Regions from separate parts of the Homo sapiens genome. Here region 1 is linked to region 2. A link is a loop called in an ENCODE intact Hi-C map of the cell type or tissue named here. Cell type or tissue: heart left ventricle. All regions are shown on one strand. Each heading gives the region's core, and the rest is flanking DNA. Links, peaks and the distances in the headings are about the cores only. Region 1 holds the start of PGAM5 (PGAM family member 5, mitochondrial serine/threonine protein phosphatase). Region 2 overlaps GOLGA3 (golgin A3).

The links. Peaks named below come from ENCODE experiments on the same cell type or tissue, not always from the same donor. Only the 100,000 strongest peaks of a DNase experiment are listed, where the experiment ranks them.
Region 1: a loop joins it to region 2, with 6 times the contacts of the local background. A loop is called at or near these places in 21 of 110 quality-filtered maps.

What each region holds. Positions count from the first base shown.
Region 1 is chr12:132,702,830-132,718,985 of GRCh38, forward strand. It overlaps PGAM5 (PGAM family member 5, mitochondrial serine/threonine protein phosphatase), which reads left to right and starts at 8,013. Exons shown (of 6, transcript NM_001170543.2): 1 at 8,013-8,238; 2 at 12,029-12,207; 3 at 14,610-14,735; 4 at 14,881-14,969; 5 at 15,158-15,291. The coding sequence starts at 8,048. LOC124903063 (a long non-coding RNA gene) reads right to left here and starts at 7,766. Exons shown (of 2, transcript XR_007063551.1): 1 at 7,665-7,766; 2 at 2,149-2,386. It overlaps PXMP2 (peroxisomal membrane protein 2), which reads left to right. Exons shown (of 5, transcript NM_018663.3): 5 at 1,790-2,156. The coding sequence ends at 1,858. RefSeq lists enhancers at 1,094-1,967, 7,530-7,579 and silencers at 4,481-4,681, 7,750-8,209, 8,420-8,529. In heart left ventricle, for the core only: a CTCF peak has its summit at 7,870; DNase peaks (open chromatin) are centred at 7,446, 7,892 and 8,518; H3K4me3 peaks cover 2,770 bases; H3K27ac peaks cover 892 bases.
Region 2 is chr12:132,762,441-132,772,320 of GRCh38, forward strand. GOLGA3 (golgin A3) reads right to left here. Exons shown (of 24, transcript NM_001389683.1): 24 at 6,474-9,880. Among named protein-coding and RNA genes, the nearest start is that of ANKLE2, 5.5 kb to the left of the region's middle. RefSeq lists enhancers at 1-60, 5,423-5,472, 5,583-5,632, 7,101-7,270, 9,362-9,561 and a cis regulatory region at 7,186. In heart left ventricle, for the core only: a CTCF peak has its summit at 6,128 (motif pointing right); DNase peaks (open chromatin) are centred at 1,971, 4,451 and 6,161; H3K4me3 peaks cover 647 bases; H3K27ac peaks cover 1,849 bases.

The sequences.
Region 1 (16,156 bases), core at 4,768-12,767, 57 kb before region 2:
TGCCCAGGAGGGAGGAAAGGACCAGGGTGACCCCCGAGGGAGAGGAGGGAGGCGGCCCAGTGTGTGCACACTGCACACACCACAAACACACCAAGAAGCAGCAGGAAACCAGGGGTGCACACAGACAGGACAAAGAGGCAGTTCACCCTTAGCCAAAGTTGCCAGGAGTTAAAGCAAAATAAAAAAATTTCCTTTGGCTTTAACAGTGGCCCTTCCCAGAGCAATTTCAGCTCTATGGGGCTGAAGCCAGATTGCCTTGAAGAGTGGGTGGGAATTATTTTAAAAATCACAAGTCTAGAACATGCTCTCAAAGTCTGTGGGGGCCAGGCATGGTGGCTCATGCCTGTAATCCCAGAACTTTGAGAGGCTGAGGCAGAAGGATCACTCAAAGCCAGGAGTTTGAGACCAGTCTGGGCAACATAGTGAGACCCCATCTCTATTTTATAAAAATGAATTTTAAAAAGTTTGAGAGAAGGTGAGAAGTGATGGAAGAAGGCTGGGTGGCAGAGGGGGTTCTGACACTCAGAGATGCGGCCATGGTGGGTGCAGACGTGAAGCTGCTTGTGGGATGGGCAAACACGCATGTCCAGAAAGAGCAGCTCTGCGGGGTCCCCTAAGGAGTCAGGGTGGATGTGAGCCCCCAGCACACTCACAGTGGTGCTTGGACAGAGGCCCTGCCCTCTGTGATGAGAGAGGAGAGAGAAAGTGACAGCTGAGCGGACAGGAGAGTGGGACATCCTGCCTCAAGCCCCCACGTGCCTCTCTGGAGGGCCAGGGGCTGGGACTGAGGGCAGAGGAAGTCAGGCGGGCATTTTAAGGGGATACAGGAGGGGCAAGTTTGGCCATGTGGAGGATGGGAGAGCATGCTGACTGCAGAGACAAAGACCTCTGGGCAGAGGGGGCTGGGGCTTGTCCAGCTGTGGTCAGCATCTGGGGAAGTGAGAAGGCAGGAAGGATAAAGGATTTTCCAGGGAGTGTGACTGAAGAACAGTAGGCTAAGGAAGCTACAGCCATGGGCCACTGGTTCTCGGGAATTTAGAGAAGGAAGCAGAGACAACTGAGAAGACAGACTGGCCGGGAACACGGAGGATCTGGGATGGAAGAGGGGAGAGCTGGGAAGCCGCGCCTCTGAGTAGCGTGGGGGCAGAGTCGCCATCCTAGGTGGGTGCAGGTGTATGCGGAAGCAGCATTCATTCAGCAAGCGTTTCCTGAGCAGTGACTGTGCGCCATGCTGCTAGACTCGGAGACGCGGCGATTAACCAGACACATGGGCTGCTACTTTCATAGCACCACGTGCCAGGGAGAGACTCAGCACTGGGCCAGAGGATTCTGGGGAAGGGTGAAGCTGCTGAGTCACCAAAGCAGGGCAGTGGGATGGTGATGGGTTAGAGGAGGGAAGGTCTGGGGCCCCTCCGCTGTTCGTCAGCTGTGTCCCCTGAGGAGGGTGCAGCCACCTGCATGATGGCTGGTCCTGGAGTGAGAGAGGCTGAACCAGGAGCTAAGGTGTGCGGTGAAGGGGGCAAAAGGAGAGTGACTTGGCTTTGGGATTCCTGGGCCGCTGTAGCCTGTGAACACTGTAACTAGGGGACCGTTTTTCTTCTCCACTCCTCTCTGCTAGGGGCCTAGCACAGCGTTTGGTACGAACAAAGGCTCAGTAAATGCAGTAATGGATGGGTGGTTGGACCAGCTGACCAACAAACGGGTAAACAAATGAACTGGGTGACTGAGGCTGGATAACTGGCCACGGCCTCCCGCTGACCGTGGCCTGTTGGACTGTTCTTTTCGGCAGTTCCGGGTGCTCTTCGCCAACCTGGCAGCTCTGTTCTGGTATGCCTACCTGGCCTCCTTGGGGAAGTGACGACCGCTGGGAGAACATCAGGTGCACTGTGGACGTGGGTCTGGGGGTCTCACCCGCCCAGCGAGAGCAGAACCAATCCAGTCAGGATGTCACTGACTCTAAATCAGGTGATTCAAGATGCCCAAAAATGATGGATAGAGAAACAGAAATCTCTGAATGTCAGAACCCTGTCTTTTAAAAAGGCAGTCGCTGCCTTCAGGTGGTGCTGCCCCAGAAACTTAAAATTTAGTCGAGGCAGTTTCAATTGTTACTGTGGACCGAATTAGGATCACAATAAACGATAATGCAGGTTCTTCAATGGTGACTTTAATCTCTCAGAACAATTGCTGTTGCTTTGAAAGACATGCATAGCCAGATGTTTTTTAAATTTTCGTGTGTGTGGTACGATACATAAAACACAAAATTTACCATGCATCTGGTCGTGGTGGCTCATGCCTGTCATCCCAGTACTTTGGGAGGCCGAGGCAGGAAGATTGCTTGAGGCCAGGAATTTGAGACCAGCCTGGGCAACACAGCGAGACCTCATTTCTACAAGAAAAAAAAAGAAATACATATATATACACACACACACACACACACACACACACATATATATGTATATATGTGTCTATATATACACACACACACACACACACACATACACTCCTGGGATATCTTCCTGCCACAGTCTCCCAAGTAGCTAGGATTATAAGTTCCCACCCAGCCATACCTGGCTAATTGTTTTCTTTTTTTTGTAGAGATGGGGTCTTCCTGTGTTGCCCAGGCTGGTCTTTGAACTCCTGGGATTACAGGTGGGAGCAACTGCACTGGGCTCTTTTTTTTTTTTTTTTTTTTTTTTGAGACAGAGTCTTGCCCCGTTGCCCAGGCTGGAGTGCAATGGCGTGATCTCAGCTCACTGCAACCTCTGCCTCCTGGGTTCAAGAGATTTCTCCTGCCTCAGCCTCCCGAGTAGCTGGGATTACAGGTGTGCACCACCATGCCCGGCTAATTTTTTGTATCTTTAGTAGAGAAAGGGTTTCGCCATGTTGGCTAGGCTGGTCTCGAACACCTGACCTCATGATTTGCCTGCCTTGGCCTCCGGAGGTGCTGGGATTACAGGCTTGAGCCAACATTCCCGGCCCTCTTTCCTTTTAATAAAGGCTGACTTTTGATTGTCCTTAAGATTCTTTAAAGAAAATAAAAATAGGCTAGGCTCGGTGGCTCACGCTTGTAATCCCAGCACTTTGGGAGGCTGGGATCACTTGAGGCAGATGGATCACTTGAGGTCAGGAGTTCAAGACCAGCCTGGCCAACATAGTGAAACCCTATCTCTACCAAAAATATAAAAAATTAGCGGCTGGGCAGAGCGGCTCATGCCTGTAATCCCAGCACTTTGGGAGGCCAAGGCTGGTGGATCACGAGGTCAAGAAATCGAGGCCATCCTGGCCAACCTGGTGAAACCTTGTCTCTACTAAAAATATAAAAATTAGCAGGGCATGGGCAAGGCGCGGTGGCTCATGCCTGTAATCCCAGCACTTTGGGAGGCCGAGGCGGGCGGATCACGAGGTCAGGAGATCGAGACCATCCTGGCTAACATGGTGAAACCCTGTCTCTACTAAAAAAAATACAAAAAATTAGCCGGGCGTGGTGGCGGGCGCCTGTAGTCCCAGCTACTTGGGAGGCTGAGGCGGTAGAATGGCGTGAACCTGGGAGGCAGAGCTTGCAGTGAGCCGAGATCGTGCCACTGCACTCCAGGCTGGGCAACAGAGTGAGACTCCGTCTCAAAAAAAAAAAAAAAAAAATTAGCAGGGCGTGGTGGCACGTGCCTGTAATCACAGCTACTCGGGAGGCTGAGGCAGGAGAACCGCTTGAACCTGGGAGGCAGAGGTTGCAGTGAGCCAAGATCGCTCCACTGCATTCCAGCCTGGCGACAGAGAAAGACTCCGTCTTAAAAAAAAAAAAAAAAATTAGCTGGGTGTGGTGATGCATGCCTGTAATCCCAGCTACTTGGGAGGCTGAGGCAGGAAAATCACTTGAACTGGGAAGGCAGAGGTTGCAGTGAGCCAAGATCGTGCCACTGCACCCCAGCCTGGGCAACAGAGTGAGACTCTGTCTCAAAAAAATAAATAAATAAAATAAAAAATAAAAATAGGGCTGGGTGCAGCGGCTCACGCCTGTAATCCTAGCACTTTTTGAGGCCGAGGCAGGCGGATTACTTGAGGTCAGGAGTTTGAAACCAGCCTGGCCAACATGATGAAACCCCCTCTCTACTAAGAAATAATAAAATAAAAATTAAAAACTTAAAAGGCTGAACATTGCCGTGTGCGTGGACTGCATTTTGCCTGTCCGTCTGTCCGTCAGTGGCTAGACTGTTTCCAGCTCCTGGATGCCGTGAAGGATGTGGCGGTGAAGACAGCGGCACTAATGCCTGCTCAAGTCCTGCTTGCCTTGGGTTTTCAAAGAACTGCTCTTTCAGTTCAGAATATTTAAGGTGGGGTCGTTCCCAAAGGAAGTTTAGGGCATTTGCAAAAGTAACAGATGCTCCTGCAATTGATGCAGAAGGTGACAATTCTGACTATCCCTCTAACTTGCCACTTCCCAGTGAGTCCCACCCCCTGCCATGATGGAGGATTAAGAACCTGGATCTCAGAACAGATTCTAGATTAGAATCCAGAGATGACAGTACTGACACCGCTTAGGGCTGCTTTGTGCCGGAACTCTTCTGAGAGCTGCAGCAGCCCTGAGGGAGGTGCCATTGTTTTCTCTACTCCACATGTGGGGGATGCAAGATGCCTCAGCTAGCAAGAGACAGTCCTGATTCAGAGGCAGTCAGCCAGGTCTTGAGCCACCATCTTCACCACCTCATCATAGGGCATCAGAGTGTCACGGCAAGGTCAAGAGAATTTGCTGGAGAAGATTTCACATCATGTATATGGCTTACCACAGCCCGCATCCGGTCAGTTCGCTGAACACACCTTTACGGAGTGCTGTCAGGCACACAGGGGAGAGCAGAGACCAGGAGTTTTTAGTTTCACACACTTAACAGTCATCAGAAAACAGGCTTTTTTTTTTTTTTTTTTTTTGAGACAGAGTCTCACTCTGTTGCCCAGGCTGGAGTGCGGTGGCATGATCTCAGCTCACTGCAGCCTCCCGTTTCCAAGTGATTCTCCTGGCTCAGCCTCCTGAGTAGCTGGGATTACCAGCGCGTGCCACTATGCCCTGCTAATTTTTTGTATTTTTAGTAGAGATGGGGTTTCACCATGTTGGCCAGGCTGGTCTCGAACTCCTGACCTCAAGTGATCCATCCGCCTGTCTCGGCCTCTCAAAGTGCTGGGATTATCGAGCATGAGCCACTGCGCCCGGCGTAAAAAATACATTAAAAAAAAATATTTTCTCCTGGGCTGGTCAGTTTCCACACAGAGGAATCCTTTAGTTCTTGTCAGGGCATTGGGGGAAGGATGGTGGTGGTAGCTGAGCAGGGAATGAGCCTAGTGGCCAACATTCTTGTGGCTATCTGGAGGAAAGGGGTTAGAGGTCCTACTCTTCCTTATGTGAACTCTGTATAATCCCATCTTTATTACTGCATCCCCAATCTGAGCTATGCTTGGTGTCCTGAAATCCAGAACCCTCCTGTTCAAGTCCCCTGGAATGGCCTTTCTCTAGTGCTCCACGGTGATGAAAGTGAGCTATTCCCCTGAACATGTGGGGGAGAAACGAAATGTGGAAGGCAACCTTTTCCTCTAAATGCTCCTGCTTTCAGCCCCACAGCTCTCAGACAGGAGGCTAATGCTGCCAACTCCCAGACTCTTCCAGACTCACTGGATTAAATGAACTTGCTTCCTGGTTTCCTTCCACATAGGCACTGGTGTTCCATATTCTCAGGTCGATAAAGATCTGATCTCCAGCTCTTGAACTTTTGTTAACTGATTTATCTGCTGTCATTTCTTCTTATGGATTCAACTATGTCCTTGTGGATTTTCCCTTGTTTTTTATTTTATTTTTTGAGATGGAGTCTTGCTCTGTCACCCAGGCTGGAGTGCAGTAGTGTGATCTCAGCTCACTGCAGCTTCTGCCTCCTGGATTCCAGCGATTCTCCTGCCTCAGCCTCCTGGGTAGCTGGGATTACAGGTATGTACCAGCTAATTTTTGTATTTTTAGTAGAGATGGGGTTTCACCATGTTGGCCAGGCTGGTCTCAAACTCCTGATCTCAGGTGATCTGCCCGCCTCGGCCTCCCAAAGTGCTGGGATTACAGGCATGAGCCACTGAGCCTGGCTGATTTTCTTTTTTTTGAGACAGAGTCTCTGTCACCCAGGCTGGAGTGCAGTGGCACCATCCTGGCTCACTGCAACCTCTGCCTCCCAGGTTCAAGCGATTATCCGGCCTTAGGCTCTCGAGTAGCAGGGACTACAGGCGCGCACCACCACGCCAGGCTTTTTTGTATTTCAGTAAAGACGGGGTTTCACCATGTTGGTCAGGCTGGTCTTGATCTCCTAACCTCGTGATCCGCCCACCTCAGCCTCCCAAAGTGCTGGGATTACAGGCGTGAGGCACTGCGCCCGGCCCAATTTTCCTTTATTTTTTTGAGACAGAGTCTCGCTCTGTCGCCCAGTCTGGAGTGCAGTGGCGCGATCTCGGCTCACTGCAAGCTCCGCCTCCCGGGTTCACGGCATTCTCCTGCCTCAGCCTCCCTAGTAGCTGGGACTACAAGCACCCGCCACCATGCCCTATTTTTTTTTTTTTTTTTTGTATTATTAGTAGAGACGGGTTTTCACCGTGTTAGCCAGGATGGTCTCGAGCTCCTGACCTCGTGATCCGCTCACCTAGGCCTCCCAAAGTGCTGGGATTACAGGCGTGAGCCACCACGCCCGGCCTTCCTTTTATTTTTATTTTTTAAATCTTCCTATCATTTTTAGTAAATGACCTGGAAGCAGCAGACCCAACTGGAAGCGTACAGGTTCAAGAAAGCCTGTTTAAGCAGAAGTCTCAGTATTTCTGTGGAACCATTCAGTTTTTTTATTTTTATTTTTTTGAGACATTGTTTCACTCTGTTGCCCAGGCTGGAGTGCAGTGAGGCAATCTCAGCTCACTGCAACCTCCGCTTCCTGGGTTCAAGCAACTCTCCTGCCTCAGCCTCCTGAGTAGCTGGTATTACAGGCTGGAGCCACCGTGCCCGGCTAATTTTTGTATTTTTAGTAGAGACCGGGTTTCACCATGTTGGCCAGGCTGGTCTCAAACTTCTGACCTCAGGTGATCCGCCTGTCTCGGCTTCCCAAAGTGTTGTGATTACACGCGTGAGCCACCGAGCCCAGGCCCAAGTGATTTTTAAATAGCTTAAATCAGATCATGTCATTTCCCAATTTTAAAATGGGCAGAGATGGTCCAGCAATCCCACTTCTGGGTACAGACGCAAAACAATCAATGAAAGAGAGATCTGCACGCAGCACTGTTCACGCTAGCGAGGAGATGGCAACAGGGCAAGCGTCCAGCAATGGGTAAGCGGTGGGGTCGGTGCACGCAGGCGTCCAGCAATGGGTAAGCGGTGGGGTCGGTCCACCCAGGGAGCGCTGGTCCCCCTGGAAGGAAACCCAGGCTCTAACGCGGTCCCTCTGAGGACCCTGCTAGGCGAAACGCGCCGGCCATAGAAAGACTGTCCCGCAGGAGAGGGCGGTGTTCGGCCCGGGGTTTGAGGGGTCGGGACCAGGAGGAGGGACAGCCCGGCCGAACCTGAACGCACTTCAGGCCGCTTGAACAGCACACGCAGGAACTGCGCCGACGGAAAACTTTACTTCGTGTTCCGCCACCAAAAAAATATCGTTTAAACAAACCTGCGGCAGCTTCCCAGCTCCCTTAAACCAGGATCCCAAGTTCTCCGCGTCTCCGCCCCTGCACCCAGCCTCCGGCCTCGGCAGGCGCTTCCGGTGCGGAACCTTCTGGAAAGTACCGCGCCGCCCTCCCGGCGTCCCCACAACCCCGCCCGCACCTGCGCGCACCGGCGCTCGCGAGCACAAGTGACGGGACTGGAGCGTGGCGCGGCAGGTGGCTCCACGAAAACGCCCCTTCGCGCAAGGCTGCCCCGCGTCCTGCCGCGCCCCAGGAGGCGGGACTTCCGCCCCCGCCGCCCGGAAGCGGCAGCCGGGGGAAGCGTGTTCCTCGCGGAGCGCCGTCGGGGCCGTGGGCGCCTGCGCGGGCCGGCGCGGGAGCAAGCGGCATGGCGTTCCGGCAGGCGCTGCAGCTGGCGGCCTGCGGGCTGGCCGGGGGCTCGGCCGCCGTGCTCTTCTCGGCCGTGGCGGTAGGGAAGCCGCGCGCAGGCGGGGACGCGGAGCCACGCCCGGCTGAGCCGCCGGCCTGGGCGGGGGGCGCGCGGCCGGGCCCCGGTGTCTGGGACCCCAACTGGGACAGGTGCGCGCGGGGCTGTTTGGGGCCGGGGTCGGGATGGGGGTCAGGGCAGGTGTTACCGTTGGGATCGAGATCGGGACCAGGTTTAAGGTTGCGATCGGGTCGGGATCTGGGGTCGCCGTCTGCTTTCCCCAGCGGAGGAGCCGCTTTCCGGGGCCGCTCTGCGCGGAGGGTTCCGGGGGCGGCTGACCCTTCCCGCCGGCTTCTGTGGCCGAGCTCCGTCGCGTCCTCGCCCTTCTCCCCGCCCCTGCGAGTCCGCCCTGGGTGCCATCGCCGGAGCGCGGGCCGGGGCGAGGCTGAGGTGGAAGCCGGGCCTCCTTCAGGGGCGTTTGCAGGAGCGCGCCCGCGAGCTGCGTGCGGTTATTGAGCGTTTGAAATATGGCTCGTGTGATTCCTGAAGGGAATGCTTAGTTTACGTCAATTTAAACTTAACGCAAGCAGGGCCGGGTGCGGTAGCTCAGGCCTGTAATCCCAGCGTTTGGGAGGCTGAGGCCGGAGGATCGCTTGAGAAATTTGAAACCAGCCTGGGCAACATAGTGAGACCCCCATCTCTACAAAAAATACAAAAAAAATTGGCCGAGCGAGGTGGCGCGCGCCTGTGGTCCCAGCTACTCGGGAGGCTGAGGTAGGAGGATCCCTTGAGTCCAGGGGTCCCAGGCTGCACAGTGTGAGCCGAGATCCCGCCACTTCACTCCAGCCTGAGCAACAGAGCCTGTCTCAAAGGAAAAAAAAAAAAAGTAGTGCAGGTTTTTAACATTAGTTATGTGTTGAAATAGTATTTTTAGCATATTGAATTAAAAGTATGATCGAAATTCACCTGTTTCTTTTTAATGTTGCTATTAGAAAATGTATAATTTCACATGTTGCTGGCATTCTGTTTCTGTCGGCCAGGACTGCTCTAGCGGCAAGGATGGTTTTCCCAGTCCTAACTCCTCATTATACTCAGTACTTTGAGAAAGGGGGCACAGAATTATACTACTGTGGTTGCGTTAGGTACTTTATATTAGATTTTTATCTTTTGTTAACCTTATTTCCTCTATTATTAGCATCATACACTAAGCATGGTGTATATATCAAAATTAATGAGCCAAAATAATATAGATTAATTATAGTTATTATATTAGTTTATAATACATTACTGTTAACTAAGGTTCATGTTTCATTGAGATTTCCTCAGCTTTTACCTGCTGTTCTGTTCTAGGGTCCCACATGACAAGTAGTCTTCATGCCTCCGTAGGCATGTTTTGGCTGTGACAATTTCTCAGACTTGTTTTGATGATCATGAGTGTTTGAGGCGTCCTGGTCAGGGGTTTGGTAGAAGGTCCCTCAATTGAGACTTCTCTGAAGGTTTTCTCATGATTAGACTGGAGTTACATTCTTTTTCCTTCTTTTCTTTTTTCTTTTTCCTTGAGACGGAGTTTCGCTCTTGTTGCCCAGGCTGGAGTGCAATGGTGCAATCTCGGCTCACTGCAACCTCCGCCTCCCGGGTTCAAGCAATTCTCCTGCCTCAGCCTCCCGAGTAGCTGGGATTACAGGCACGCGCCATTATGCCCAGCTAATTTTGTATTTTTAGTAGAGACGGGGTTTCTCCATGTCGGTCAGGCTGGTCTTGAACTCCCAACCTTAGGTGATCCTCCCACCTCGGCCTCCCAAAGTGCTGGGATTACAGGCATGAGCCACCATGCCCAGCCTGTTATATTCTTTTTTAAAAATCAGAATTCTGAAAAATCAGAAATTCTGAATCAATATTCTGAATTTCTTAGGTCTTTTTAAGGAAACAGATTTACTCTGCCGTTAAAGAACTTGAAGTAGGCTGGGTGCGGTGGCTCACACCTGTAATCCCAGCATTTTGAGAGGCTGAGGTGGGCGGATCACTTGAGGTCAGGAGTTCGAGACCAGCCTGACCAACACGGTGACACTCTGTATTTACTAAAAATACAAAAAAATTAGCCAGGCATGGTGGCATGCACCTGTAGTCCTAGCTACTTGGGAGGCTGAGGCAGGACAATCACTTGAGCCCAGGAGGTGGAGGCTGCAGTGAGCCCAGATCGTGCCACTGCACTCCAGCCTGGGTGATAGAGTGAAACTCTGTCTCAAAAAAGAAAAAAAAGAACTTGAAGTAGAACCGGGAGCTGAGCCCAGCCTTTCTCTTTTAAGCAGGTGTTCTGTATTTGCTTGTCATGTCTGGGGAGAAGTGAATTGGGCCTTGTGGGTTGGGAAAGACTTATACAGACAGAAGGCATGAGCAACTACAGGAAGGTGCTAGAAGACAGCATGTTTCTTCTTGAGTCTCACCTGTCCACACTTGAAAGTTCCAGAGCCTCATCTGGTGAAATCTCCAGCTTCTTCCTGGAGGTCTCATGCAGTTTACGGCTTCCTGTCTCTGTGCCTATAGCTCCCAAATATTTTCTCTGGCTCAGCCTGACTCCCCCATACCTGCCAATTTGAGTCTTGGCCTGGTTTATGACAGGCCCCCAGGTCGGCGTGGCCCAAACGGAGCCCTTGAGTCACCACCGTGCCCTTCCACAGCTTCCTTTTCCGCCACTGTCTCAGCGAGTAAATACCAGCAGGTTCGACTTTTGCTATTCCCAGCTCTGCCGCGTTGAACTTTTTTTGTTGCTGTTGAGACAGGGTCTCGCTCTGTTGCCCAGGCTGGAGTGCAGTGCAGTGCAGTGGCAAGATCATGGCTCCCTCCTAGGCTCAAGCAATTCTCCCACCTCAGCCTCCTGAGTAGCCGGGACTACAGCTGTGGACCACCTTGCCCGGCTAATTTTTTAATGTTTTTGTAGAGACGGGGTCCCCCTGTGTTGCCCAGGCTAGTCTTGGACTCCTGGGCTCCAGTGATCTGCCCACCTCGGCCTCCCAAAGTGCTGGGATCCACTCTTTTTCAGATTCCAGCAGCTCTGGAACAGACCTTCATAATGGGAATGTTTTCTTCCTCACTGAGTGTTTGTTTATTTATTTATTTTCTGAGGCGGAGTCTCACTCTGTCGCCCAGACTGGAGTGCAGTGGCACGATCTCGGCTCTCTGCAACCTCCGCCTCCCAGGTTCAAGCGATTCTCCTGCCTCAGCCTCCCAAGTAGCTGGGATCACAGGCGTGTGCCACCAAGCCCGGCTAATTTTTGTATTTTGAGTAGAGGTGCAATTTCACCATGTTGGCCAGGCTAGTGTCGAACTCTTGACCTCAGTTGATCTGGCCACCTCAGCCTCCCAAATGCTGGGATTACACGTGTGAGCCACTGCACCCGGCCTGAGGGTCTAAAATGTGCTTAGTATGACTGAGGACATGATGTTTTAATTTTATTTAATTTTGCTTAAATTTTGAATTGAAACATCCTCATAGCTAGTGGCTGCTGTTGGGCATTGCAGTTCTAGGCTCTGCTGAAGCATCATGGTCAGGGAGGCCCATCTTGGCCCCGTGGACACTTTCCGCCTGCGCCCCGATAGCCGCTGTCCTCTTTCCTAGCCTGGCGTTCTCCGTAACCACAGTTGCGTTTGGGGTAGTCTGTCTCCTGCTGTTCACTGTCTGCCTCTCATTAGAGAAGAAGATGCACAGGGCTTTGCTTGTCTGTTTTGCTCTCCAGCGCATCACTCAGAACAGACCTGGCACTAGCTTTGTGGGAGGGAGAGTGGCGGTATGCTCAGAGAGGCCTCCCCAGGGCTGTGCCAAGGGCCTTGTCTTCTCTCCATGCTCTTCCCAAATAGTCTGACAATTTGGAAATAACATCTTGTCAGAAAAACTCAAACTTGGGAACAGAGGTCTCAAGGACATATCTTGTATTTCAACATCAGGCGAGAACCACTGTCTCTGATCAACGTGCGGAAGAGGAACGTGGAATCTGGGGAAGAAGAGCTGGCGTCCAAGCTGGACCACTACAAAGCCAAGGCCACGCGGCACATCTTCCTCATCAGGCATTCCCAGTACCACGTGGATGGCTCCCTGGAGAAGGACCGCACTCTGACCCCGCTGGGTATGTGGTGGGTTCAGATCCTCTGTGGACCCTCGTGGTTATGTGGCCAGGTGCATATCTGCTGGCGCCTTGGTTATGTGACTGGGTGCAGGTCCTCCGCCGACCCCCTTGGTCAGCTTTCTTGAAAGTGCTTGGGGCACTGGGCCTCCTGGGGCCCATGTCCGAGACCATCACCCCTGAATCACACATTATTACCAGTAACTGTCAGCTGAACTTGGACAGAAGACAAGCTTTTCAAAATGTCCTTACCTTGGCCGGGCGCGGTGGCTCACGCCTGTAATCCCAGCACTTTGGGAGGCCGAGGCAGGTGGATTACCTGAGGTCAGGAATTCGAGACCAGCCTGGCCAACCCGGCAAAACCCTGTCTCTACTAAAAGTACAAAAATTAGCCAGGTGCAGTGGTGGGCGCCTGTAGTCCCAGCTACTCGGGAAGCTGAGGCAGGAGAATGGTGTGAACCCTGGAGGCGGAGCTTGCAGTGAGCTGAGATCGCACCACTGCACTCCAGCCTGGGCGACAGAGCGAGACTCCGTCTCAAAAAAAAAAAAAATGTCCTTACCTTGGCCAGGCACGGTGGCTCACGCCTGTAATCCCAACACTTTGGGAGGCCGAGGCAGGTGGATCACCTGAGGTCAGGAGTTCGAGACCAGCCTGGCCAACAGGGCGAAACCTCGTCACTACTAAAAGTACAAAAATTAGCCGGGTGCAGTGGCAGGCACCTGTAATCCCAGCTACTAAGGAGGCTGAGACAGGAGAATTGCTTGACCCTGGGAGGTGGAGGTTGCAGTGAGCCAAGATTGCACCACTGCACTCTAGCCTAGGTAACAGAGTGAGACTCCGTCTCAAAAAAAAAAAGCCCTTAACTTTTAGCAAATGTTGGACAGATCTTGTTTGCATGAGACCAAATGCAGTGCATATCCCAGCAGTGATTTTATACCTGCTTGATGCCTTGGAAAGCGGCGTGGCTTGTGCCCTCGGCTGCTCACCTGGACCTGCTGCCAAAGACGCTTCTCTGCGGCCTGTGGCACTCACAGGCCTGATGCCTGGCGTCTGCTTGTTTGTTTGTTTTGAGACATAGTCCTGCTCTGTTACCCAGGCTGGAGTGCAGTGACGTGATCTTGGCCCGCTGCAACCTTTGCCTCCTGGGTTCAAGCAATTCTCCTGCCTCAGGCTCCCAAGTAGCTGGGACTACAGGCACACGCTGCCACTCCCAGCTATTTTTTTGTATTTTTAGTAGAGACGGGGTTTCACCGTGTTAGCCAGGATGGTCTCTATCTCCTGACCTTGTGATCCACCCGCCTCGGCCTCCCAAAGTACTGGGATTACAGGCGTGAGCCACCACACCCAGCCTAATTTTTTTTTTTTTTTGTATTTTTAGTAGAGATGGGGTTTCACCATATTGGCCAGGCTGGTCTCAAACTCCTGACCTCGTAATCCGCCCGCCTTGGCCTCCCAAAGTGCTAGGGTGACAGGTGTGAGCCACCGCGCCCGGCCTGGCCTCTGCCTCTTAATGCCCTGTTGAACAGGCGGGACTGAGCAACAGGATCCCGCCTGTCCCCACTGGCAGATGCTGCATAGACAGCGTCCAGGAGGGTCCTTCCACCTTGTCCTTGTGTCCCTGTGCAGGTGGATCTGTAGAAGAAATGCCTGCCTAGAGAAGGAAATGCAGGGTGGGCTAAGGTAGAGTTTACATTTTGAAAAGTTCTTCGAATGGGATAGTGCCTGTTCATGCACATACTAAAAGTTCAGATAGTAAAAATGTGCAGGGCTGTCCTCCACAGACGCCGCCCCCCAGTCCCCAGAGCTGTCCTGGCTGCTTGTGCACAAAGAAAGTGGAGTGACAGATGCAGGTGTGGCTGCATCCAGTGGCTTCGGCCTTCCTGAGGCGTTTTCACCTGGATGCAAAAGCTCACAAGAGAAAAGGCATCTGCACTGGTGTCCGGCCCCCACATAGCAGCTTGGGGTGTTTAGGTCCCGCTGTGTTGGCCTCCGCCATGGCGCGTGGTTGGGGGCCTGTGAGGCTCAGGTTTTGGACACAGTTGAGTGAGGGTGACAAGGGGGGACCCAGAAACCACCCCTGGGCCCCACCAAGCGCCAGCCACCATCCGGTTTGCTTGCTGCTCCATTGGTGGAATCAGATGCATGTTTTTTCCTGTATGGGGGTGAAGACAGTTGAGTGCCGGCCCCTCTGGCCCAAGCCTCGGGCGGGCAGGAGCCATCGGCTGAGCTTGCTGAGCTTGCTGCCTGATCAGGGGTCGTGTTTGCGGGCGGAGGAGGGGGTGTTTGCGGGCGGAGGAGGGGGTGTTTGAGGGTGGAGGAGGGCGTGTTTGCGGGCGGAGGAGGGGGTGTTTGAGGGTGGAGGAGGGGGTGCAGGTGCGGCACTCAGGTGCCTTTCACCTTCCAGGTCGGGAGCAGGCTGAACTCACTGGGCTCCGCCTGGCAAGCTTGGGGTTGAAGTTTAATAAAATCGTCCATTCGTCTATGACGCGCGCCATAGAGACCACCGATATCATCAGCCGGCACCTGCCAGGTGAGTGCTGCGCGCGGGGCCTCCATGCTTGCAGCAGTGGGCGGCTCGTGGCAGGGCCCCGGCCTGAGCTCCTGGCCACCGGGAGGTCACAGCATCTCCGCCGGCGGGGCCGCCTCACCCAGCGCTTCGCTGTGCTTCTCTGCAGGCGTCTGCAAAGTCAGCACAGATCTGCTGCGGGAAGGCGCCCCCATCGAGCCAGACCCGCCCGTGTCTCATTGGAAGCCGGAAGCTGTGGTAAAAACCTCCCCGGGGGGCAGCTGTGTCACCCTCGCCTTCCCTGGGCAAAGCGGCCCTGCTGGGCTCACCATCCACCACGTGCCCGGCCGTCCCACGGGCTTCCCCGGGCGGCGATGGGGTCTGTCCTCCTGACACCCGCCCTGCCCGAGCACTTCCGCACTGACGGCTCCTCACTCTGCCCCCAGCAGTATTACGAAGACGGAGCCCGGATCGAGGCCGCCTTCCGGAACTACATCCACCGCGCAGATGCCAGGCAGGAGGAGGACAGTTACGAGATCTTCATCTGTCACGCCAACGTCATCCGCTACATCGTGTGCAGGTAGGCAGCTGCTGGGCTGGGCGTGGTCTAAAATAATTTCAGACTTAGAGAAAAGCATGAGGAAGAAGCCGAGCGAGACCCTCCTCCACTGCCGATGCCACCCTAGTCAGGCCTCACCAGCCCCCGGGCGTCCACTTCCCGCGAGTCCTAGTCAGTTACGCGGTAGGTGGCGTGTTACTTGGAGCTTCTCATAAGGCTGTTTTGGGCAAGGGTGGTGCAGACAGGGAGGGACCCCTGTGGTGTCCTGGGTGGGGTGCGTGCTGGGTGGGGGGTCCTGAGTGGGGTGCGTGCTGGGTGGGGGTGTCCTGGGTGGGGTGTGTGCTGGGTGGGGGGTCCTGGGTGGGGTGCGTGCTGGGTGGGGGTGTCCTGGGTGGGGTGCGTGCTGGGTGGGGGTGTCCTGGGTGGGGTGCGTGCTGGGTGGGGGTGTCCTGGGTGGGGTGCGTGCTGGGTGGGGGGTCCTGGGTGGGGTGCGTGCTGGGTGGGGGTGTCCTGGGTGGGGTGCGTGCTGGGTGGGGGGTCCTGGGTACGGTGCATGCTGGGCGTCCGCACTGCCCTGGTTGTTTTCCCTTTGTAATTGAACGTCCTGTTTCCCCTCAAACTCGACCAACCACCTTCTGCCTCCGGCTGGATCCCACTGGCAGCATCCCGCCGCTGTTGTCCGCTGGGGATTTTGTGCTTCTGGGGTCCTGACCTCTTTCACTTGCTGATCTGTGGGCGCTCCCACCCGTGTGCCAGCGTGACGGCTCGGGGTGTCCGCTCCCCTCTGGGTCGAGGCCACAGCTGAGTCACGTTGCTGCTCGGGCTGCTCCCTCGGGGGGCCCTTGTCCCTCAACCTGCTCTGGTGCCCCACTCTCAGCACCACAGA
Region 2 (9,880 bases), core at 1,881-9,880:
GCGCCTTGGGAGGCGAGGCGGGAGGATCCCCACGGCCCGGGAGCTCGAGACCAGCCCGGGCAAATATTTTGAAAGTCATGGTAAAAGCCGCAATTACTTTTGCACCAACCTAATAGTGAGACCCTGTCTCGAAAAAGGGAAGGAGGATTTTACTGTATGTAATTTAGATGTTTTATTTATTTTTTGATGCGGTGTCTTGCTCTGTCGCCCAGGCTGAAGTGCAGTGGCGCGATCTCGGCTCACTGCAGCCTCCGCCTCCTGGGCTCAAGCGATTCTCCTGCCTCAGCCTCCCAAGTAGCTGGGATTACAGGTGCCCACCACCACGCCTGGCTAATTTTTGCATGTTTAGTAGAGACGGGGTTTCCTCATGTTGGCCAGACTGGTCTCGAATTCTTGATGTCAAGTGATCCACCAGCCTCGGCCTCCCAAAGTGCTGGGATTACAGGCGTGAGCCACCGCGCCCCGCCTAATTTAGATATTATTAAATGAAAATGAAAGACCTGAAAAATATAATTGATATCCTTGGTTAAAAACATAATTGATCTGAGCGAGGTGGCTCAGGTCTGTAGTCTCAGCAACTCTGGAGCGTGAGGGGTGATGGTAGTTTCAGTCCGGGAGTTCGAGGCTGCCATGAGCGTGATCTCGCCTGTGAATAGCCACTGCACGCCAGCCTGACCAACATAGCAAGACCCCATCTCTTAAAAAATATCATTGGATGGTACTAATGGTTGGTTGGGCACTACAGAAGAAAGGGTCAGTAATTTTGAAGATGGATGAAATGGAAATTCAAACCACGATGAGATGCTGCTTGAAATCCACCAGAATGGCTAAAATTTAAAAATTGGCAATATCAAATTTTGCTGGCAAGAGCAAACACTGAGTTAACCACCTTGGAAAATAGTGAGGCAGTTTCTTTCAAAGTTAAACGTACACCTCTGCTGTATTCTGAGTGTCTGTCCCCAGCGTTCGTATGTTGAAACCCTAACCCCCCTTGGCCGGGCGTGGTGGCTCACGCCTGTAATCCCAGCACTTTGGGAGGCCGAGGCGGGCAGATCACGAGGTCAGGAGATCGAGACCATCCTGGCTAACACGGTGAAACCCAGTCTCTACTAAAAAATACAAAAAATTAGCCGGGCATGCTGGAAGGCACCTGTAGTCCCAGCTACTCGGGAGGCTGAGGCAAGAGAATGGTGTGAACCCGGGAGGCGGAGCTTGCAGTGAGCCAAGATCGCGCCACTGCACTCCAGCCTGGGTGACAGAGCGAGACTCTGTCTCAAAAAAAAAAAGAAACCCTAACCCCCAAGGTGATGGTATTAGGATGTGGGGCTTGTGGGAGGTGATAGGTCATGGGACAGAGCCTTATATACTTCCCTTAGAAGAGGCCCAAGAAGGCTGGGCACGGTGGCTCACACCTGTAATCCCAGCACTTTGGGAGGTCGAGACAGGAGGATCGCTTGAGCCCAGGAGGTGGAGACCAGCCTGAGCAATATGGCGAGACGCTGTCTGTGCTAAAAATTTAAAAAATTAGCTGAACGTGGTGGCACACGCCTTGAGGAGGGAGGATTACTTGAGCCTGGGAGGTCAAGGCTGCAGTGAGCGAAGATTGCGCCATTGCCCTCCAGCCTGGGAGAGAGAGACCCTGTCTCAAAAATAAATAAATAAACAAGTACGTACATACATACATAAAAAGGTAATTATGTAAGTCCTCGTTACGGAGCCTCCATACATGAAGGGCTTTAGAGCCGATTTGTTAAATGGTCAGCTGTAGTCAGCTGTTGACACCCAGCGTCCACTCTCCATTAAGTTATTAAGAGCTTTTTCTTAGTTACAGAAGCTCTCAGTGGGCTGTGGAGACGCTGCCGTCTCCTGAACACATCCAGCGACCACATGACTAAGCAAAGGCAGCGGAGAGTGGACGGACGGTGATGGACGCGGCCACGGAGCCCAAGCGCCCACAATGCGCATTCCTGTCTTTTCTCTCCCCGCTCACCTCAGAGCGGGACGGAAGGTGGGACTGGGAGAGCTGTTCTCGGGCAGGTGGACGCTGTGGATTAGCGGAGAGGGAAGGCACTTTCGTTCTCGGCACCGTGAGGCTGTCCTGGTCAATCCTGTTTTCATGCTTGAGGGTCTCTGGTGCAGCAGCTCCACCAGCCTTGACACCAGGACTTCTGTGGAATCCAGGTAAGCAGCCAGGGTCCTGATAGGGCCATGCCCTCACCCCCATGTAATGCATCCACTCCCAGTTAAATGAGAAAGGAACAATCACAGGAAAACATGGAGAACAACTCCACTGTTCAGAAGCCAACCCTATATTAGCTACTGTTTAGGTAGAAATGAAAAACTTTGAGACGTAAACTCCTGCAGGTAGAAGTAGATTTCCGGTGAATGAACAAAATGAAGCTTATTAGAATCAATGGCCTCTTCTGAGAGCCGTTCTGAATTTTTTTTTTTTTGAGACGGAGTCTTGCTATGTCGCCCAGGCTGGAGTGCAGTGGCGCGATCTCGGCTCACTGCAAGCTCCGCCTTCCGGGTTCACGCCATTCTCCTGCCTCAGCCTCCCCAGTAGCTGGGACTACAGGCGCCCGCCACCACGCCCGGCTAATTTTTTGTATTTTTAGTAGAGACGGGGTTTCACCGCGTTAGCCAGGATGGTCTTGATCTCCTGACCTCATGATCCGCCCACCTCGGCCTCCCAAAGTGCTGGGATTACAGTCGTGAGCCACTGCGCCCAGCCCTGATTTTATTCCTAGTTGTAATTTAACTTCTACTTCATTTCTGATCCGAGATCACAAAGGGGCCATGTGAGCCCCAGGGACTGAGCGGAAGCTGAAGTCTCACAGCTCGAGGATTTACTCCCAACGTGCTGGGAAAAGCCCTAGATGAGCAGGGAGTAGCTAATTTCTTTTCTTCCCCTTCTTTTTCAATATTAATTGGATTTCCTTAAAGGCCGTGTGTCTATTAAGTTTGTTATCAATGGCTATTTAGCACTTGTAGAAACCCAGCCGTATGTTACATACAGTAGGGTCTAGTCAGGAAAACAGCCCAGGCCAAGTGGTTCAGCAGAGGAAATGCAGGGGCAGGGACGGCAACCGCAGGACGCCAGAGGCCCTCAGGTGGAGATAACGGCCCTGAGTGGAAACGTACAGGCTCCAGAACCTGGTGGGACCTGGGCTGATGCAGGGGAATGAGGGGTTTCAGGGGAGCTACGGCCGTGACCATCAGACGCCCAGCTGCAGGGACAGGCAGGTGGCGGGGGGGGGGGGTCTGTTTTCTGGGTGAAGATGGGGGCATTTTTGAAAGCATTGGGAAGATACACTTGACGTATCTATCCAGTCTCCAGAAATGCACGTTTAACGCTCAGAAGGAAATCTTGCAACAATTGAAGTGCTGTGGGAGGCTCCGCGAGCAGAGACAAGATTGTCCTTCTCTGGGTTTCAGGGCATTTAGACATGACACTCAAAAATATTTCACTGTGGGCCGGGCGCGGTGGCTCATGCCTGTAATCCTAGCACTTTGGGAGGCAGAGGCAGGTGAATCACCTGAGGTCAGGGGTTCAAGACCAGCCTGAACAAAATGGTGAAACCCCATCTCTACTGAAAATACAAAAATTAGCCGGGCGTGGTGGCGGGAGCCTGTAAGCCCAGCTACTCTGGAGGCTGAGGCAGGAGAGTCACTTGAACCTGGCAGGCAGAGGTTGCAGTGAGCTGAGATCGAGACACTGCACTCCAGCCTGGGCAACAAGAGTGAAACTCCGTCTCAAAATATATCTATTTCATGTGAAGGTGAAATCCAACCCCGACGATGTGTAGAAAAGCCCAGCAATCTCCCGCAAATCCCTGAGCCGATGGCCGCGGAGATGGGTGTCCTGGTGGTGCTCCCAGAGCTGCCTCCCCAGGTGCCACCAGGACATGCTGCCTTTGGGGCTAGAGGTTCCCACCTCATCAGTAACGAGGGCATCGCCAGCCCTCAGCTGCCTTGGGCGCCCACAGTCGGCTTTCACGCCTCCCAGAGGTTCCGCCACCTTCAGCCCTCACTTCAGATGGAGTCAGAACTTAGAGATGTGGACACTGTGAAGGTCACCGGCAGCCAGTGGTGGAGCCGGGGGAAGGGTGTAGGACGCCCCCACACACAGGTGAAGAGGGCACTGCCAGGGGGAGGGCTGTAGGACACCCCCACACAGAGGTGAAGAGGGCACTGCCAGGAGGAGGGCTGTAGGACGCCCCCACACACAGGCGAGCAGAGGGCGTTGCAAACATGGGCAGAGGCGGCCCAGCAGCAGTTTAACATTGCCCTGTGTCCAGGAGAAAGGCCACTGCCCAAGTATGCTCTTTATCGCAACCTGCAACATTCCCCCTCAGACGGAAGCTTGTGTAGAGGCCGCCAAGTTCCAACAAATGCTCCCGACTGTAGACGCCACCAAGTGCTGGGACTTGCTCTCGTCATCTGGGAAAGGCTTGGGGACGCTGCCAGCAACTGTCATGTTTATCCATCAAGCTAGACGGCGGAAGTGCAGTCGTCTTAGTTTCCCCCATTATCTGCTTCCTGCTTTTTTTTTTTATCTCGAGTCTCAACTTTGTTGCCCAGGCTGGAGTGCAACGGCACGAACTCCACTCACTGCAGCCTCCACCTCCCGGCTTCAACAATTCTCCTGCCTCAGCTTCCTGAGTAGCTGGGATTACAGGCGCCCATCACCACGCCCGGCTAATTTTTGTATTTTTAGTAGAGATGGGGTTTCACCATGTTAGCCAGGCGGGTTTCAAATTCCTGATCTTGAGTGATTCACCCGCCTCAGCCTCCCAAAGCGCTGGGATTACAGGCATGAGCCACTGTGCCTGGCCTGCTTCCTAATACTACCCGAGGTCTCAGATTTCTGAGTGACCTGGTAATTTTTAAATCCTGAGTCTCCTTCATGCCTGTAATCCCAGCACTTTGGGAGGCCGAGGCGGGCGGATCATGAGGTCAGGAGATCGAGACCATCCGGGCCGACACGGTGAAACCCCGTCTCTACTAAAATACAAAAAGAAATTAGCCGGGCGTGGTGGCGGGAGCCTGTAGTCCCAGCTACTCAGGAGGCTGAGGCAGGAGAATGGCGTGAACCTGGGAGGCGTAGCTTGCAGTGAGCCGAGATCGCGCCGCCGCACACCAGCCTGGGCCACAGAGTGAGACTCCGTCTCCAAAAAAAAAAAAAAAAAAAAATCCTGAGCCTCCCATCAGCGATACGTCCTCTGTCCTACACTCAACCCAAATTCCTGACAGTACCTGCCGCCACTCTAAGCCAGGAAGAAGTGACCCATTCATCTCTGCCAAAACCACTCCTGACACCCACTGCTGAGCTCTGTAGCAGGACGCAGCGTGGAGCTTCGAGCTGCTGAGACAGACACAGCTTAAAATATACCTGTCAGTGCAGTGCCTGCAAACACGTAGCAACTCCATGGAGAAAAGGAAAAAGTTCAGATACATACATGTCCCCTTAAGGGTTCTATAGACCAAAAAAAATTATATCCTTAATATTTCAGAAAGTTAAGGCCACAGAAGGTGGTCAGGGAATTTTTACTCTGTGTAGCAATTCTCTGGGTACAGAAGCTGGTAACGCTCACAGGAAGAAGTGCATTAATCCCACAGGGCCAAGCCCAGCGACCACCACTTCCTGCCCCTTTTCTGTACTTTTTAAACCATGGTGGCCTCTAATAACGTCTAACTGAAAACTCTGTACCTGGTTAACTCTTTTTTTTTTTAGACGGAGTCATGCTCTGTCACCCAGGCTGGAGTGCAGTGGTGTGATCTCGGCTCACTGCAACCTCTGCCCGATCAAGCGATTCTTCTGCCTCAGCCTCCTGACAAGTGGGGATTACAGGCGCCCGCCACCACGCCCTGGCTAATTTTTTGTTTAGTAGAGGTGGAGTTTCACCATGTTGGCCGGGCTGGTCTTGAACCCCTGACCTCAGGTGACCACCCCCTCCCAGCCTCCCAAAGTGCTGGGATTACAGGCGTGAGCCACCACACCCAGCTTACGCCTGGTTAACTCTTAATGACCAAAATCAAAGTATGGATGAAAAAGACGAGAATCTGGGAAGTCACATTGCTGAGGTCTGAGAGTCATGACTCCACTGTCACCGGGGAGGCCCAGCAGAGGGCAGCACCTGGATGATGAGACCCAGTTCAGGAGGCGCAGCACAGAGCGGTCACCATCCTTCCCCGGTTCACCGGGAAGCTTGCTCCCCCTCCTTCTGTATTCCTGGCAAATGACAACGGGCAAAGCGAAGCGTGGGCCAAGGACGGAGGAGGCGGTGCCGCGCGTCTGCCGTGGTCACAAGCCACAGAAGTTTGCTTCACTCCTGCCAGAAACCGGCAGGACAGTAGAATTCTCTTTTAAAGCACGTGTTGAACAGAGTGTGTAATAACATGAGATTAAAAAGTTACTGCCAAACGACAAAATATAACTATTAAAATGAAGCTTCCAATGAATATGAAAATCTTTACCAAAAAATAGTTTATTGCACAAAATTTAAGGAATTCCCAAGCACACTTACATTTGTAAAAAATCAACGTGCTTTTTAAAGTTACACTTTGTCAGACACGGTGACCCCTTTCCCAAGAACAGCCACAACTTGAGGACTCTCTTTTGTGAGGAAATTTTTAATAAAAACAAGTAACTCAAAAGCACTGAATTTTCCAGACCCTCTAACACATTTCCCTCCGGATCCTGTGAGAGCCTGAGATCACTTATGACGAGATTCACCTGGACCTTCCGGTCAGTGAGCTCAGAACACCTCACACCACAGCGTCACTCAACTCAAGTCCCTCCTCACATCAGAGGGCTCCTCGAAGGGAGGCCCCAGGACGGTTCTCTCAGATTTGCTGGTCCCTCCCCTCCTAGAATCTTCACGTACAACATTCTGTTTTTGTTTTTAAAGACCTCAGGGAACTAGAACTCGGTTGTGGGAACCCTGCACCAAGGAGAGTTGAGGGCCAGCTCCTTAGCGCAGCACAGCACGGACTGTGTTCTGGTGGGCAGGGCCCCTGCTGGACCCACCCGAGGAGAGTCCATTTCACATCCTATCAGAAACACTGCCTGATCCATATTGCAGAGAGTGGGAACGGGTGTGAGTCCGTAAGACCCGTAGCATCAATCTCACATATACCACGGAAAAACACATGAAAACCAAGTTACGTTGTTTTTGGAACATCAGAAAAACAAGTAGTGACATCGTGAAGTGCCCTAGCCTGTTGTGACACACGGTGTGGGGATGAACACGCCGCCCTAGCCCGTGACACACGGCGTGGGGATGAACACGCCACATAATGCACTGGTGACCCTGTTTTGTAAGCAGTACTCCCAACTTCACTGCCTTTTCCGTGAGGATATTCCATCATTCCCACTTCTGCCCACAAGAACAAAATAATTCAAACTTTATGCACTGAAGTAACTCTGGAAGGTAGAAGTGCCGGGAGAGTCCCTTGGAGATAAAAAAACCTCAACAATAAAAAAAAGCAATTTAAAAATCCAACTGCAGCCGGGGGCGGTGGTTCACGCCTATAATTCCAGCACTTTGGGAGGCTGAGGCTCAGGATCACCTGAGGTCAAGAGTTCAAGACCAGCCTGGCCAACATGGTGGAACTCCACCCCTCTAAAAATACAAAAATTAGGCTGGTGTGGTGGCGGGCACCTGTAATCCCAGCTACTGGGGAGAATGAGGCAGGAGAATCGCTTGAACCCAGATGGCGGAGCTTGCAGTGAGCAGAGATCACGCCACTGCACTCCAGCCTGGGCGACAGAGCGAGACTCTGTCTCAAAAAAAAAAAAAAAAAATTCCAACTTCCTCTTTTAGGCGTCTTCTTAAGGAAGGAAGTGTCCGCGTGAACACGAGAGGCCTCAGATCCAGAAGCACAAGCCGTGCATGAAAACACCAAAAGACTCACTGCAGGGAGCAAAGGCAGCCAGGCCCTGCCAAACCAGAGGGGGCCCTGGCACCGGCGACCACAGAGCGCTGGGGGAGGCATCGCACCCAAGGGCACACACGCAGGAAAACCGGGGTGAGAACATAGAGCTACTTTTCCTTCGGTATTTTCAGAATTAGTCTGTCCTAAGAGAAAAAAAAATACATGGTGAACATCACTCACTTGAGGACTTCCCATAAGCAAGGAGAAGTCGCTCCCCACTGAATGTGTGATTTCTCGATTTTAGATTTTTTAAAATCATTTATTTATTTTTGAGACGGAGTCTCGCTCTGTTGCCCAGGCTGGAGGGCAGTGGCGCGATCTCGGCTCACTGCAAGCTCCGCCTCCTGGGTTCAAGTGATTCTCCTGCCTCAGCCTCCCAAGTAGCTGGGATTATAGGTGCGCACTACGACACCCGGCTAATTTTTGTATGTTTAGTAAAGACGGGGTTTTGCCATGTTGGCCAGGATGGTCTGGACCTCTTGACCTCAGGTGATCCACCCGCCTCGGCCTCCCAAAGTGCTGGGATTACAGGCATGAGCCACCGCGCCCGGCCCGATTTCTTGATTTTAAAATTAAAACAAAGGGGTAGTACAGCCAAAATAAATAAGAACGTAAATTGCCGTATTTTTTTTTCTAATGGTACAAGAACAATTTAGTAAATAACATCTTCAACTTAAGATAAAAAGTAGGATATATTTATAATGAAATTTTCAAGTATTATTTCAAAATTAACCCTGTACAAATGATATATTTTGGAAATTCCAATATTTGCTAGAGAATATTTTTTAAATACCAAACATCTTTGTGGTTAATGCTACCTTAACCTTACCAATTAACCTTCTAAAAGTATATTACAACAGAACACAAATAGCTTAAAACACACCATACTGTTTTCTCCACAAAACAGACACCAGACACCGACATGAGCACATCTGGCCTGGCCAGTGACTCAGAACCTCATTTCAGACCAGTACATCTGCAGAGGAGGCCACGCGGACCCATTCTCTCTCTCCTAACTCATATAATAAATATTATTTTAGATTTTCTTAGCAAACTAGGGGACAACTTACAGACCCCACCTCTCCCAGTCAGCCAGTGTCTGCAGGGTTTCAGGATTTGGGGTAGGAAACAGAAGATCTCACACATGTCGTGCTGATTTTAAATAAGGCATCTGTCTCTGAGACACCTGGGAGAGCACAGCCACCTTCCTCACGGTGCCTGCCTGTCTCTTCCGGAAGTCGCCTCTGCTTGCCACATGATGCTGGTGTAACCACAAAAGATCCAGGACTTCTCGATGACTGCAGAAGTACAGGTGCTCCTACACACGAGTACAGGCGCTCCCACAGACAATGGTAAAGATTTTCACTTGGGGAACAGGAGTGTGAGGTTTGTTACCGCCTGCGACCTACACCTGGCTGACTCCAGGGGAAACCGCGGGAGTCGCTGCAGGGAGCCCCTGGTCTGCTCTCCTCCTCCTCCTCCACCGGCCTCTCCCTGTGCCCCCCCAAAGGTCAGATCAGATATGGGGCCTCAGTGTCCTTGTGCCTCCTGATGGCCGTCAGGCCTGACCAAGGGTCCAAGCTGCCCCTTCCCAGTGGCCAGCCACGGTGGAATCACACAGGGCCAGTGGCCTGAGAGGAAGAGACCAGCAGGAAGGAAAGATCCTCAGCAACAAAGTAAAACCAGAACAACAGAGGACCTTTCTGTGTAAGAATATTTGGCTTTAGAAGGTAAATAAAATAATTATATTTCTTAGAATTTTCTGACTATCCCTAAATCCTGCAGGTAAATTATTCCCAACAAATTTTCAAAAGGCAATCAATAATAAGTAGGTTCTTCTTCAATAACATGAGCATATGCTTCTTAAAGACTGGGTGACAGGCCGGGCGCAGGGGCTCACGCCTGTAATCCCAGCACTTTGGGAGGCTGAGATGGGCAG